Linked DNA regions of Homo sapiens: region 2 is linked to region 1. The links are chromatin loops, found by intact Hi-C in ENCODE. Cell type or tissue: IMR-90. All regions are shown on one strand. Links, peaks and the distances in the headings refer to the core of each region. The heading gives the core; the rest is flanking DNA.

Region 1 (8,532 bases), core at 352-8,351:
TAGTCTCTGATTTTAAATCATCAAGTGCCTTGATGAGAAAAGTCATATTGAATTTTGGGATTACTTGACATCTATTCTCTCTGGAATTTTGGTATCACAATCCTTACTCCCTTGCTATTTCACATAGATTTTTTGAAAGTATTTCCTCTGCTTTACTTGTTAACCTCAGTAGGAAGATGTTTTCTACCATTGCCAGAAGCAGATATCTCTTCCTGCTTCAATATTCTTCATAGGTTTGCCCCTGGCTAAATATTAGAGATTTATGCAGTTGCTGGCTGGCCCTTTTCACAATAACACACAGCAATTTTATCTGCTTGTTGTGTATTTTTCCCCATTCTATGTTTTACTCATAAGTTTGAGAATAGTGGCAGTCACATAGGAAGTAGGCATTACTCATTCATGGGAATAGAATTCAGACAAGAGGTTAGAGTAGAAAACACCAATTCTGGAAAATGTTGATGAAGTTTTGTTCTCTCAAGGAGTTTTATCACACATATGGACTGTTCAGTAGAATCCTGATTGATCAAGTGGACCAACCAATACAATGTTTATGCTTGAAAAACCAAGATTAACACAAATGATGTGTGTGTTATTGAACATCTTAATGTTAGTGGGAAATCATCATGTGTACACATAAATATAAATCATAACAGCAACTCTGATGTATGCAGAAAGTTCATATCTTTCAAAACATAAAAATAGTGATACGAGTTCTCATGGTCAGGGTAAAATGAGTATATCATTTTAAATTGCATTGCATTATATTTTTAAATTTGTAATTAATATCACAAATAATCAGTTAATTTAAATTCCTTTTTAAATTATACTTAATTTGTTTACAAATGCAGAAGTTAACTATGTGTTAACTCTCATAATGCACAATAAAGATGTTGATTTTTAAGATTCTAATAGACACAATTTTCATTTTTGACATTTTAGCAACCATCTTAAATTACAGAAAATTATAACAACTTGAAACCATGTTCATTTCAACAGGAATAAATAGCATTGTTTAACGCTAAGACAATTGATGACAAAATGACAGTCAATAAAATCAAAGCACTATCCAAACCATACCTGGTGAATCTGTCTTAAGCAACATCAATCAAATAATGAAATACAGATTTCAAAAATGCCTCAAAATGCATAAGGTACAAGGAGATATACATTGACATAAACCTTATTATTTAGTTTTCTGGAAAAGCAAAGCAATAATTTTCTTAAAAAGTTGTTCAGCATGACTTAAAACTCATGTTTCATGATGCCAAATTAAGCAGTGGAATAAAATTTAAGCAGTTACATTTTTAGAAAAAATCAGAATTAGCAAATTCAGCATTTAAATCAGTGCACCAGGCAAAACATGAAATAAGCCATAATATATAGGAAAAGGAAATGAATAAAGTTAAAAGCTAAAATATTTGAATTGACTCACTCATACACCAAATTTGATAAATCAACCTAAAGGATTATATTTTTAATTGACCTAGTTGTTATATGAGATTTTAAGAAATAATTTTCTATTATACAATAAAATATAAGGATCACAGAACAAGAATACATAATGACATATCACAACATTTTAAAACCTAGGTGAAGTCAGTACATTTTTATGAGCATGGATTATTGAAATTCTCTGAAAAGAAATAAAAATATTGACGTAAAAACAAGAAGGATTTGTTTTTTGTTTTTTGTTTTTTGTTTAAAAAAAAAACAAAAACAACTTACCCCCAAACAAGTACGAGATCTAGTTAAATCCATGGATTCATAGGTATGACATTAGCTTTTTGACTAGGCTATGAATAGAAGCTAGAAAGATATCAAGAAGACTGTTAGCAGGAAAACAAAAGACACTAAGAAAATATTTATAAGAACCTGGAATAAAGATCACATATGTGACAGAAAGTTTATTTAGTAAAACTGTGCCCTGCGAAAACATGAAAAATAAAAAGCAATCTTAGATCTGGGAATCTAACTTGGGATTTCCAAGCAGAATATCAAAAGTGTCAACTGGTTTATTTCAACTGTATATGATAGGTGGGAATAGAGACAGAAATGTAGAGTAAAACTTGAAATATTTTACTTTAAGCAGAATTTAGCCAAAATATAAAGAAGCCAGCATTTTCTGGGATAGAAAATAAAAATGTTTTTCACTATAATCTTTCCATTTAGCAAAAATGTCTTCAAAGTAGGAAATAACATAATGGTAAAGTTAATATCCACAATACTACTATGGAAACAAAACCTCAAGGTAAAGCTCGTATCATGGGGGTGATTGTAAAGCCTTTGTTAAGACCTCAGAAAGACTTAAGACAGACTTTTGAAAACCATCTCGTCTAGACTAGAGGACAGTACATTTTTTGTAAGCCCCAGACAGTAAATATTTTAGACATTTCTGGCCATATGATGTCTGCAGCAACCCTCAACTCTGTCACTTTAAGGAGACTATGGGACTGGAGAGTATGGGAGAAGAAAGAAGTGAGGAAAGGAAGGAGAGGAGAAGAGAGTTGAGAACAAAACAAAACAATATATAAATTATGTACATTTCAGCATGCTATAACCTCCAAAAATTATTAAAACATATATTGCTCCCTGGTCAGCTTTGGTGAGGCTGCTTTAAAAGCGGGGGGATTAGGACTGGCACCAACCTGAGACAAATTCCAAACTCATCTTTACTTTGCCTTTTATCTTATAGTGCCTGGTCAACAGCCTGTATGAAAAGGTTTATCCTGAGCTACTGCAATCTTCTCCAGAATTCTCCTCCAGTTCCTAGCCCCTGGCATTCGCCTCTCTCGAGTTGCATGGGTCTTCTTGGTATAACTTCCTAGTTCATTTCAGATACTGTCTCCTGCTTTCAGTCTCAGGCTTTGGCTCACTAGTTTCCTTTACTGGACACTGCAGCTTCATTATAAGTCTTCTCTGGGATCAGAGGGACTTCATCGCCTGGTTATTTTTCTCTGCCCACCTTTCAATCCAGATATTTTTGCTACTTTCATATCCCTGACTTTCATCTCTCCCACACTTAAAAATCTGGGTAAATTTTTGCTATATTTCTCCCAATTTCCTGCCATTGCCACCATTCTCTCCTACCTTAGAACTTTTGTTTTTTGTTTGTTTTTGTTTTTTTGAGACAGGGTCTCCCTTTGCCACCTAGGCTAGATGCAGTGGTGCAATTACGATTTACTATAGCTTCGACTGCCCGGACTCAAGGAATCCTCCTCCCTCAGCCTCCCAGGTAACTGAGACTACAGGCATGTGCCACCATGCCTGGCAAAATTTAAAAAAATGTTAAAGAGTCTCACTATGTTGCCCCAGCTACACTTGAACTCTCAATCTAAAACGACCCTCCTGCCTCACCCTCCCAAAGTGCAGGGATTATAAGCACTGGCCAGTGCACCTGGCCTACTTCAGAACTTTGCATTCATCATTGGGACAACTATGATTTGGTTGTTTTTTTAATTGTTTGTGAGTACCTAAAGATGGTCACTCTCGGGAGATTGGGATGAATTATGAGATACATGTTACACTTCATTACTTTGTAGAAACTCTAAAAATTTTTTAATCCTATGCAAAATGTTTTGATGGAAGCCATGTGATTTTATTAAAGTTAAAGCTGAAGAAATAAACACATTCTCAAGTGCTACTGCAAATAATGTATTAAAGTTGAACATGGTTAAAATGTTTGCAGCCCTTAGGTAAAGTATTTAACTGAAAATAATAAAGAACTTGATGACAACTAATTGGCTGCTTTTTGATGTTATAAACCAAAAGACAATTTTTTAAGCATAAACTACACAACCTCAAACATAACCATGAGGATCCACTAACAATTCAAACGTAGCATAATGTGTTGTCTCCCGATCTTTATTTCAATGACATTTAAGATAGTAAGGTCTATGAGATCTGTAGCTATAAATATTTCTACATTTTAGTCTCTGAGGTTTCACTTTCTCAAAGGGAGTAAGTGGTTTTAGGAGATATTGCTAAGTGATATGAAATATCTGAACCACCAATTTTAACACAGAATTCTGAAAGTTCTTCATTCTAACTGTTGCTGACGTCTCTGCAATTTCTCCACTTTTTAATATCACAAGAGAAAACACAGGCTGAGATTGTTTTCTGCCACTATGCTGGTGGTCATAGTTTCAGTGTTACTGTTCACAAGACAAGAACTCTACTCTGGTGTCACTTTGCCATGTTCATCACCTGTAAATATTTTCCTTGAAGGGACTATTGTAAAAAATAAATCTACCCTTTCAAGTCATTTTTGAAAACTTAGTATGTGCTCATGTGAGACGGTTACGAAAATGTTCAAAAAGCATGGTATTTGTTTCTTCTCCAAGGATAAATCTCATCAGCTGTAGAGGAAGCATCAGTGTTACCAGCTGAGGGCGGCAGAGAGACATAAGACAGGTGAAAAGAAAGGTCATGTTGGGTTGTCAGTAATCCTAATTCTTTTGGAATTCAGAAATTCTGTCCCTGGGATCAGATGTAAATTAGTTTCAATTAGTAGTGACAGTGTCTAGAGTTAGTCTGGGAAGGAAAGACTTTAGCTCTCCTTCCCCCTTTGTCCTGCATTTATTTAAATATAGGCAATTGTGTTTTGGAAATCAATTTTACATACATTTATATGCAAACCCTTCTTAGATTACTTCTTACAAGAGTTTTGTCCTTCTGTAAAAATTCTGAAGTTTCCACCTCCATTGTTCCATTTAGGGATTACAATAATACAGATTACATTAATTTACAGGTGCAGTGGATTAAGGTAGCCCTTGGCCAAAAAATAAACTCAAAGATAGATGTTAAAAAAAAAACCCTATGTAAATTATCTCATCCACAGATACATTTTTTTAATTGGAGGCCCATAGCCTTCACTTTTAGAAAAATAACATGTTAAAAATAAAATACATTTTTTATTCAAATCTAATATTTACTTGATGAATATTAGTTTTTTCTTTCCATTCACTCCAATTCTATTATGTTAACTTGATTTATTTCATTTGTCTATTCTGATTTTATAATCCATGGTAATAGCTGGTGCTTGTTACATATATTTTTGGCATTTTATTTTCTATTGTTTCATATTTTATCCCAGATTCTTTTAGAACAATTTTGATTTTAAATATTTTCTATTTCTTTCCCCCCAGCAATAACAGAGCATTTGAATTTTAATCTCACTTGTATTTAACCAGAAGTTAATAAATTCTAAATATACTCAAGTATGATTTTAGATATTTCTTTAAGAATGCTCTTTTTATGTTATAGTTTTATCCTTACATTATTCTATTTTTATTATTAAGAATAGAATTTTTATTATCTTTAGGATTCCAAGGTGTGCTAATATTTTAAAACTTTTATTGATGCACAATTGATTAGTACATGTCTGACAAGCTTATAAATAGCTTAAGTAATTATAATAAATTGTTAATTTTTTATGCTGCTATTTTCAGCAAAGTAATAATTTCATTTTAATGGTTTACCCCATAATAATTATGGTTTACATGGCACTACAAAACCATTACATGGAATTCTTGAAGTAATTATAATGAAACTGTTGGTTGCCACTTAACATTCATTCTCTTTTTTCCTTTATAAAAGACTAAAACTAGGCCGGGCGCAGTGGCTCACGCCTGTAATCCCAGCACTTTGGGGGGCCAAGTCAGGTGGGTCACTTGAGGCCAGGATTTCGAAAGCAGCCTGGCCAACATGGTGAAACCCCATCTCTACTAAAAATACAAAAATTAGCCAGGTGTGGTGATGCACACCTGTAATCCCAGCTACTTGGGAGGCTGAAGCAGGGGAATCGCTTGAACCTGGGAGGCAGAGGTTGTAGTGAGCTGAGATCGTGTCACTGTACTCCAGCCTGGGCAACAGAGTGAGACCCTGTCTCAAAAAAAAAAAAAAAAAAAAAAAACACTGAAACTAAAGTTACAACAAAATGTGTTTTTTGTAGTATTGTTAAAAATAATAAACGTCTTAGATTTTCTTGAAGCAAGAGTGGCCAAGTAACTCAACTCTAGGTCATAATATTTATTTAAGAATACTGATGGAGGGTTCCAGAAAAAGTCTTTTACAAATAGTCATATTCGAGTGGCCTGACTCTGCAGTCCTGCGCCCTGTATCTCTTCCTCCTGTCTGGATCACAGAAGCAGCATCCATAGCCAGAGCAACTGTTACATGAAGGGGTTTTCTCTTGTTTATAGGTAAACACACTCCTGACTGATGAAGATGTTATCCTTACATTTTGTGTTCAATCATTTATCTCTAGGACTTGGAAAAAAAAAACATATTGGGCCTGGAATATGGATTTTAGAATTCCTGGCATTTCTTTTTCTGTGTTATTGCTTTCAAATTATTGAAGATACTGAAAAAAGCAAAAAAAAAAAAGAATAAAGAATAACTTAGAACATCAATATCTATGATTCAGATTATGAAAGTGTAGAGAAGCAGATGAGTAGCGGTTCTTTGTATTGTTTGATGATTGTGGTGTATCTTTTTGTTCTATTTTCTAACATAATTTTTGTTATTGTTTGTAAACTCTTTGTTTATAATATCCATAGGGCTGACTCCTATTCTAAAATCTTATTTTGGATACTCACTTCATTTGTTTCCTTATTTTATATCTTTATTTTTGGCAGGCATTTTCAATGAACATTTTAAAAATAATACCAATGCTAACAATTATAATTATTCCTCTAAGTATATTTGGCCAAATCTTTATAATTTTAATAAACTTTTTCTTACCCTTATCTAAATTTGTTATATTCTGTTGTCATATTACATTATATCATTTATGTATGCTATATACAGTATTTCTTTTATTAGCTTATTAGATAAAATACAAATTTACTGAATTACTTCTTAAATACTAAGCCATAAAATCTTAAAATCTTGTATCGTTTATTTCCAATGTATTTGTTCAGGTAATGTGACAAGTCGCACATAAAATGTTTTGAAATATATTAAAGTATTATTTGCAATTAATTTTACAATCAATTTCTATTTAAAATTTTGGGTTGTTAGGTCCAAACACTGTTTTCACGTAAAATTTAGTCTTGTTAATTATATTGTTAAATTCCATCATGTTCTTTTTTACTCTGTCGTAGGATATAAGTGCTATGTTAAAAATCTCTCACAGAATGTTTTATCTATTTCCCTGTTTTTTTCTTTTTTAAGACGGACTCTCGCTCTGTCTCCCAGGCTGGAGGGCAGTGGCGCGATCTCCGCTCACTGCAAGCTCCACCTCCCGGGTTCACGCCATTCTCCTGCCTCAGCCTCCCGAGTAGCTGGGACTACAGGTGCCCGCCACCACGCCTGGCTAATTTTTTGTATTTTTAGTAGGGACGGAGTTTCACCGTGTTAGCCAGGATGGTCTGGATCTCCTGACCTCGTGATCTGCCCGCCTCGGCCTCCCAAAGTGCTGGGATTACAGGCGTGAGCCACCACACCAGGCCCTGTTTCCCTATATTTTAACAAATTCATGGGTTTTTTTTGTTCTTGGCCCGGTGACATAATTTGGCCAATGAAGTGCAAGGAGAGGCTTTCAAGCTAGTTGGCAGAAGATTGAACAGGCAGCACTCATTTCTTCTTGCATAGTTTCCTCTGCCACAAGAACTGCAGTAGTCTACAGGCCGTTCTGTTGGCTTCCATGTGGAGTGAAGATCATGCGAAGCATTGGCATAGCTGGTCCACAATGGACGTGCAGAATGAATGAAATAATTCGAATTACTTATGGGGTTGTTTTCACTTGCAGCATATCTTACCTTTTGATAATTGGTAAAATAATTAAGTGTAGATGAAACAGATAAATGAGATGAGATAAAAAATAAATGAGTCTGAATTTCAGGGGAGATATATGGGTAGGAGGTATAACTTCGATGGTCAGTAACACAGATGGTGTTATCCAACGGAATAAGTGTAGAGAACAAGACAAGAAATCGGAAGACGGAGGTCTGGGACCCGCAACGTTAAGAGAGCTGAAAGAAAAAGAGGAAGCAGAAACAGAAATAAAAATGTTGAAAACAAAGAGGTAAATGGGAAACCAAAAGAGTATGGTAACCTGGGAGTTTAATAAAAAATGAGTTTCAAAGAGAAGGAAACCCTCAGCTACATCAAATGCTGCATATTGGTGGTGTGAAATTGACAATTGACCACAGGGTTTAGCAACTTGAAGATCACTGGTGAGCTTGACCAGTTGTGGGGGAAGAGTGGAGACAAACGCATGTTTGGACAGGATTTAAGAGAAAATTGGAAAAGAAATGTTGGAGACATCAGATGCAAACAACAGTTCTGAGAGGCACTGAAAAGGGAAGAAAATAAACAGCAATAGCAGCTGGGGAAATGGGATAAGAAAAAAGAGTTTTTTAAAAGAGGAGAAACTGCGGAATGTTAATGAAAGTAACATACAGAGATAAACATGATAATGCAAGAGAAACAGGTGAGAATTGAAAATGTGCCCCAAGTCTGTGCAATAGAATGGAATTCACTGCAAAAATTATTGGAAATATCTTCAGATAAGAATATGATTAGTTATTC
Region 2 (8,532 bases), core at 120-8,119, 1.1 Mb after region 1:
GCAGTGAGCCGAGATGGCACCACCGCACTCCACCCTGGGTGAGAAGAGTGAGACTCTGTCTCAAAAAAAAGACTAGTAACATCCAGTATTGGCAGGTGTATAGAAAAAGAGTACTTTCTGTTGGTCAGAAAGAGTACTGTTGGTCAGAACTACAAATTGGTATGTCCTTTCTAGAGAAAACTTGGCCAACATCATTCTGAATTTAAAATGTACATACTATCTTAACACATAATTTCACTACTAGAACTCTACCTTACAGAAACAAACAAATGCAACAGGATAGACACAGACTATTTCTGAAGCATTTATACAAAATGGGGAAACAATGGAGAACTCCAGAATATTTGTCACCATAGGAATTATAAACAAATTAATGTCCATCCATACTATAAAATGCTAAGTATGCATCAAAGAATGAAGCAAAGCATTTACAGTACAGAGAATGCCTGAAGTATCTGAGTTTAAAAAAAAAAGGAAGTTGTGTAACATATTGTTATTCCACTTGAAGAAAAAAAGCATAATTCTCCTTAAAGCAGTTAAAACAATACAAATCAAGCCATTTACAGCATTTACCCATTTTCACATGTTCAGAAGGAAGTGTTCACTGTTTTTACTTTACATACTTTTGTATTGTTTGTATACACACACATACACACAGAGTCAACTCAATCAAAAGCAAAAGCAACACTTCAATTTTCTAAAGAAAGAAATTGTTCTTTTCAATAAATGGTGCTGGGTCAATTGGATACCCACGTTGAAAATACTGAGTTTTGACCCATATCTCATACGAATTGTGAAAACAAATTCAAGACTGATTACAGCTCTGAAAGTGAAGAAAATATAAGTGAGTATCTTGACTTTAGGGTAGGCGAAAATTTCATAAATATGATACAAAAAGCTCTAATCATAAAGGAATATATATCTATAAATTGGACTACATAAAAATTAAGAATTTCTATTCAACAAAAATCATCAAGAAGATCAAAAAGCAATCTACAGAGAAGGTATTAGATATATATATATTCATGACATTTATATTCATGTTCTATATTCACTATATATAACATATATTCACTATATATCTGTATCTGTATATTTGAATAGCATATGTACGTTCACCAAAGACATGTACGTGTTGTTTAGTGAGCATATATACATATTTTTCTGTTACATATATACCATACCAGGTGGAATTCTGGCTGTGTGTATATTAAGCTTTGTAGACACTTTCAGTTCTCCAAAGTGACTGTACTGTTTTACCTTCTCATTAACAGTGTATGAAAATTCAAGTTATTTCACATTCTCACCACTTGGCATTTATTTTTTCTTTGTCAATTTAGCCATTCTGATGTGTGTTCAGAAGTATCACATTGTGATTTTAATTTGCATTCTCCTAATGACTAATAAAATGGAGCACTATTTCATATATTTATTAGGTACCTAGATAGTGTTTTTTTTAAAGTGCTCATTCAAGTCTTTTGCCCGTTTTTCTATTGGCAATGTCAGTATATATATATATATATATATATATACTGAAAATACTCAAATGTCCATTAATCATAGATAGGTTTATTTTAATTTAGTCATCCCATATAATACTATATAGTAGTGAGAATGAGCCAACTACAGTTAAGTGCAACAGGATATGATTCTGAAATACATTAAACAAAAGACAGAAGCAAAACAGAATATAAAATTCTAGTTTTTATAGTTCAAAAACAGGTAAAACTAATACATGGTGTTTCAAGTCAGAATAGCGGTTACCCTTGAGGGTCTCAGCAGCGACTGGAAAGGGGTCCGAAGGGGGTTCTTGGAAGCTACTAATCTTGATCTGGGTGCTGGGTGGATGGTCATATTCACTTTGTAAAAACTCACTAAGGTCCTATATTCATGATCCATGCACTTTTCAGTATTTATGTTATAGTTCAACCAAAAGTTTACTTTATAAAAATGAGAGATAATACCAAAGACTATTTGAAAAGCACACTCACTAGTAACCAAAAACATGAATACTTAGATAAGGCATTATTATGACCAATTAAATAAAATCAGTAAACAAGCATTTACTGCGTCCCTGCTATGTGCCATGAAGTATGTTAGCACTAGTGATACAACAAGACAGACAAATGTTTACTCTTCAGCCTCATGGAACTCACCACTGAAATTTTTTAAAAGGAAGAAAGAAAGGAGAGAAGGAAGATGGGAAAGGCAAAATGCTAAAAATGAATAATAATGCATTTTTCATGGCAGCACAAACTGATGTTATTCTTTTGACAAGAAATTTGGCACTATATATCACAATCTTTAAAAATATCCATCTGCTCAATGAATTATTAAAAAATAGATGCAAATCATATACTAGTAGATGACAACTACGTAAAAAAAACCCTTCTGCACAGAAAAAAATGAAAATATATATCAAAATGTTTTTTTTTAATTCACCATTTTCTAAAAGATCTTTAACAAAGTCACATTATGAATAACAAATCAACCGTAATTTCCTATCTAATACCAAAATGCATTTTATACATCAGGTATTTTTCTGTATCCTTCGGGGTCTTCTTAGTATGTATATTTTCAAAGGGGAGTCTAATGAAAAGGTAAACCCTGTTTAAAAACAAATCAATAGACCTTTTTCTTTATGACAACCTAAATGTTATCCCCACATAGTTACGTGAGAGTTGAAATCTCACAAAGTAAATATCCAACAGCAGATTTTTCTTTAAGGTGATTTTAAAACTGCCCACTTTCTCTCAGACATCTGTTTGGTCATAAAACGCCTACAGGAAAGTAGATATAGAAAGGAAAAGGCTTTTCAGCAAATTCACTCTAACACCATTTTCTAATAAGTTTACTGTTGAAGCTCCATTCTAAAATCAAAAGATTCATTCACCAGAAGAGAAGAAACGGCATCTCAATAAAACAAAACCAGATATAAAAAGGAGAAAAGCCTTTGAATGCATTTCTAAACAAAATAAACATGAACAGTAATACTAAAAATCTGAGTAATGCTAACCTAAAATAAACTAAGCCATTTTGACTGCCTGGACTGAGGAAAGAGTATCAGGAAAAAATCTTGAGAAAAATCTAAACCAGACAGAGTAGACAAGAAACTAAAGCCACACAAGAGGAGTCAAAGAGACAGGAGGAAAGTAAGGAGCACCCAGGCACCAGAGCAGGGAAGAGACTAACACTGAGGCACATGCTCTGCACTTGGTCTGTAGGAGGCTGCCTCTGGCATCGGCAGCTACAGTGGGCTAGGGACAGTTAGAGAGGGTCTGGCACTGAAGCAAAACTTGGCTGTGAATGGACAAGGGCACTGGAGGAAGCCAGACTCCGACAGGCTCACTGCAGGGCTCTCAGGCATGAGGGAGACAAGGGCTCCTGCCCAAGGGAGACAGGGGCTTCTGCCCATGGGAAGACAGGAGGCATAAGGAGGACAGCACAAACACAGCACTGAAATTCTTTAACTGCTGATATTGGGTGGAAAGGTTACACGAAGAAAAGCTCCCCAACCAAGATTATAGACCACAGATTTATAGCAGCAGCTATGTTTTACTCTTCAGTATTACTGAGTGGCCCATATATAGAAGAAAAGGCAAGCAGTTGGATTGATGACATTAACTCGGAGATGATGGCCATACAGGCAGCTAAGACAGCTAGAACTGACAGGGTAAACATCAGAGCACAGGACCTGGTGGGGAAGGCAAAGGAAAGTAGCCATACATAAGGAGAAGAGGGAAGATCCAAGTAGATGCAAAGGCAATAGGGACATGAGAGGCTAGACTGAAGGATGTCACCAGAAAGTGAGATAATGGAGTCAAATTCTAGGGAGAAATTAATGTAGGTTGGTGGCATGGTCCAAGGTTTTATCTTAAGATTAAGCGGCTGAGTGGTGACAATCCTTACAGTAGAAAAAGTCAAATAATTATATAGCTCAGGGTAGAATGGTAAGTGAAGTTCACCAGGCTGGTAACAGAACCTTGTGGAGAGAGGAAACTGTAAGCCAGGTTTCACAGCATTTGATAAAGCAGGTAATTGACTAGGAAATAAATAAAGAAGGAGTGGGAATAGGGTGCCAGAAGCCTCAAGGAGAAAGATTTGCAAACAAAAAGGCAACCAAAAGATTTCATTAAAAATACTTTTTTTTTTTTTTTAATTTTTAGAGATAGGGCCTTGCCATGTTGCTCAAGCTGGTCTCAAACCCTCACTGGGCTCAAGCGATCCTTCCTTCTCAGCCTCCCAAATAGCTGAGACTATAGGTACATGTCACTAAACTGACTCCAAGCATTTTTAAAAACACTAAATATAATGCCAAATATTACAGGTGGATTCTTTTTAAAAAATTAGAAAACAGTTAAAATATTGCTTTAAAAAACTGTCATATATTTCCCTATATTTTATTGGGAGAAAAAATTATTTTATACCTTTTTTTCACTGTAAAATGAATTCAAGCACATGTCAAAAGATAAGAAAAAATCACTATAATCCTACTACCTTAATGTAACTATTATTACAGTAATTTTTTCAGCAGTTATAATCATATTGCATTTAAATTTTTTTATTGTTTTCCAATTAGCCATATGCATTTTTTAAGCCACAATCATTTCTCCACATTAACACACCCGCATGATATTTTGTCAAGTAGATTTCTAAAATTTATAAATCTGTTCTTCCATTGTTCATCTAATTTGGACTACCATAATTTATGCAGGGATATAAATCCACATGTATAATTTTACATTTCCGTGCCTAACCTGAGAAGTAGATAATTAACAGTATCGAAGGTGGGAAAGTTGTCCCTGAAGACTGAAAGGAAAATGGCAAGCTTATTTTCAGATGCACTATCTCACCAGGTCACTGACAAGCCAGAAGATTTACCTGGAAGAAATCTTACAAAACGTGGCATGAAATGAAATCTTGGGCAGCAGGGAGGGCTGTCTTCAAACAAAGGACCTGAAGCAAACAAATGAGAAAAAAAAAAAAAAAAGAAAACTCAGTCTTAAAAAACAAGCACTGCAACTTAATTTCTAAGATTTATGATAACCACAAAAACTACCACCAGAAGTAGAGGCATAAAAATTACCACCACCTCCTGCCACTCCTCCTCAGTGGCTAAATCAATCATTGGTAACTGCCACAAGCACCCAAGGAAGACTGCAATGAGGAGACTACAGGAAGGCAAGAAGAGGATGAAAGCCCCAAGTAGCAAATACATACAGTAAAATTATTTTTAAAATTCAAAACTATCAAGACTTATTATAATTGAATTACTGCATGATATAATGTGACTATGTGTTCATTCTTTCCCATTTTAATCACTACACTAAAAAAAAAATGTTGAGAAATGCTATCAGTTTGAAAAGCCATTCACCAATAAATAAGTAACTGTTTGCTAGAATACGGATACTTCCAACCGCTGGGCGCAGTGGCTCACGCCTGTAATCCCAGCACTTTGGGAGGCCGAGGCAGGCGGATCACGAGGTCAGGATATCGAGACCAACCTGGCTAACACAGAGAAATCCCGTCTCTACTAAAAATACAAAAAAAAATTAGCCGGGCGTAGTGGTGGGCGCCTGTAGTCCCAGCTACTCGGGAGGCTGAGGCAGGAGAATGGCGTGAACCCGGGAAGCGGAGCTTGCAGTGAGCCGAGATTGCGCCACTGCAGTCCGCAGTCCGGCCTGGGCGACAGAGCGAGACTCCGTCTCAAAAAAAAAAAAAAAAAAAAAAAAAAAAGAATACGGATACTTCCAAAAAAGTAAGCTACTATCCAAGAACCAAGCATCAAGTCTTTGAATCTATCTAGTTCACTCTAAGTGTCTGCGTGTGTGCATGTGTGTGTTTTAATGACTAACCAAAGTTTTGCATCTTAGAAGATTTATTACAGCAAAGTTTACTAGATTTAAAATATTAACTAATGGTAATTTCCCAGGTACACATATATCAAGGTAGCTACACATAATAACTGGTACCATCTTCAAGCCGCTACCAGCTAATAATAAGCCCTGTCAAACTGTATAAAGTAAAATCCATAGAAACTTATTCATGTCAAATGATAACAAGCATTCCTGTGAATAACACTTTTCTCTGGGTATTTAAAAAATAAGAGAAATTTCAACTATCTCCCTACAACTTTTATAAGAGTTTTCACATATACCATAATGTTCTTCCATAAACACTACTCTCTTCTTTAAATCCTATTACTTACCTTTAAGATTCCAGTCATATAATTCCAAAATATCTCTGAATAGGAACAGTGAAAAGAGTTCAAGCCCTTTCACACAAAAATTCTGAAAAATAAACCAAAATTAAATTACTGTAGTTTGGCAAAATATACATTAACTGAAGGTTCAACTTGTTCTTGTCAAGTGTCTTTAAAAGTGTCTGTTAAAACTATACTAAGACCATATAGTTTCCTGAAGAGTTTGGCCACTGATCGCTAGTTTCAGATGGAAATGAAATAGACAATAATGCCACTAGGATTCCTTAATGTCAACTTAGCCCTTCTCAGTATACAAATAAAATAAGAAATTCAAAAAGTAAAGTCTCACTTATATTAATATATTTTTCTAATTCAATTATAAACTGTGTCAGAATCTTCTGAGGATGTTTTGTTAATTCAGATTATACATATGCACCTGATAGGCTTGTCCCCCACCCCCGCCCCATACATCCAGCATAATTGTCATGGAGTTACCAAAAAACAGAGGTCCTGTGTACCCAAAAAGTTCAAAAAGTAATGAATGCAAATAAAGGGCTAAGAAAATTATACAACTCTGCACCAAAATTTCTCCTGTAAACAAGCTAAACAGATATATTTGCAAGTGAGACTTATCTCATAATTCTTCCTCCTACTTGTTTTGCTCGGAGTTCATAAATCACCCTGCGTGAGATCACGCCAGAAGTCATAAACTTTTACAATAGCAAATGAAGGCATATGACCTTAAAAACCAAAAGGAAGTTAAAAAAAAAAAAAAACCCTTCTAAAGCAGGAGAATGAAGGGGTGGTTCTTTTTCTTTAATTCTTTTTGAAAGGAAGGTACAATAAACAACACTTGCTCAGAATGAAACAGGTGCCAACTAGGCACACATGTGATGCCGATCAATTTCCCCCTCCACACTCCCTGCCCATGACAGAGCTGTCCCATTAAACAAGGTTTGCAAGCAGAGCCAGGGGCTCCGGAAATTGACCCTGACTCCAACACAATGTTAAGTGCACAAGCTTGTTTGCTGTCTAGTTGTTATTTCTTAGTATGATTTGTTGACACCACTAAATTCAAGATCAGACTATGAATCATTCTGAGATTCACATTAATCTTCCTTTGGAATTTTAAATCTCTTGCATATATTGAGATAAATCTGCTGTTGAGCACTCGCAATGAAAAACAATTAGGAAAAATATGTAAATATATGGGAAGAAAAATGAACCAAGCATTGATCTTGTCATTGGAGATAACGAATAAGATTATTACAACAGCTATCAGATTGTTTCACTATTCCAATTTCCCCTCTGATAATGGCCAGTAACCAAAATCTGTCCCCTACGTAAAAGAAACTAGAAACAGATGTAAAGTTAATATCAGCAGACGTAACACAAGGAGAAAGGGGTATAAAAACAGGTCAACAAGTTGAAAATTGGCCTGAATTTTAACCTTGATACTAGAGCTACATTTCACTGACTCTTTCAACAGTGAATATGATACTTTAGAGATATTCCTGGCAAAAGCCAGATCTGGCCAAGTTCAATGCTTTAAAATAGTAGTATGGAACAAGCAAAAGAGCAAACTACATCAAACCACACACAATCTTTTCCCTTACCTCCGGCATCATCTCTTCAATGAAATGAATCGTGTAGTCTATGTTGAATCTAATTACTTTACACAGTGGAATCTGCAATAAAAAGAAGTGAGGTTCAGTTCCCCAACGTCTCCCTGCAGGCTCATATTATACACGTTTGTTACCTGACCCAAAAGGCCATGAACCAAATGAGAAGGCTTCACCTTCATCTCAGCGGCTAACAACACTGCACATGAAGCTTGACCACAACTGCTGGATTTTAATGACAAGAACCCAGCTGGCCTGGCCTCGCCAAGAAACCTGCATAATGTGGTGCTTAATTAACAGTATTAGCAGCAGCAACACAAACATGACAAGAACCCATTAAAACCACAAGTATCACCTCTAAAGAATTAATAAAACCATAACCATAAACATTTCTGTTTCTCAAGTTTTTAAAATATTTTAGAATCTCTGGCTCCTTAGGCAGATCAGGGATAGTAGGGTGATAACTCATCAATTATGGATTCATAGGTCACTGAAAACACCCAATTCATGCTGCCCATCTGGCTCTTAAGCAAAGGCAATTGTGGTAATAAATATAATAATAACAAATGATAATAAAAATAATAATAGCTAACATTTTTTGAGCCAGGCAGTGTCCCAAATGCTTCACAATATTCATTCATGTAACCATCACAACATCCCTATAACATGGGTTTGGCTACCATGTCCACTGAACAGTGCAGGAAGCTA

The links. A loop is a pair of places that touch in the nucleus more often than their neighbours do. Peaks named below come from ENCODE experiments on the same cell type or tissue, not always from the same donor. Only the 100,000 strongest peaks of a DNase experiment are listed, where the experiment ranks them.
Region 2: a loop joins it to region 1, with 9 times the contacts of the local background. A loop is called at or near these places in 2 of 110 quality-filtered maps.

The regions. Positions count from the first base shown.
Region 1 is chr5:30,397,296-30,405,827 of GRCh38, forward strand. No RefSeq gene overlaps it. Among named protein-coding and RNA genes, the nearest start is that of CDH6, 790 kb to the right of the region's middle. In IMR-90, for the core only: a CTCF peak has its summit at 4,394 (motif pointing right); no DNase peak of the experiment used is centred there.
Region 2 is chr5:31,478,673-31,487,204 of GRCh38, forward strand. DROSHA (drosha ribonuclease III) reads right to left here. Exons shown (of 36, transcript NM_001382508.1): 14 at 7,819-7,890; 15 at 6,209-6,290; 16 at 4,882-4,956. Among named protein-coding and RNA genes, the nearest start is that of DROSHA, 49 kb to the right of the region's middle. In IMR-90, for the core only: no CTCF peak of the experiment used is centred there; no DNase peak of the experiment used is centred there; H3K27ac peaks cover 2,394 bases.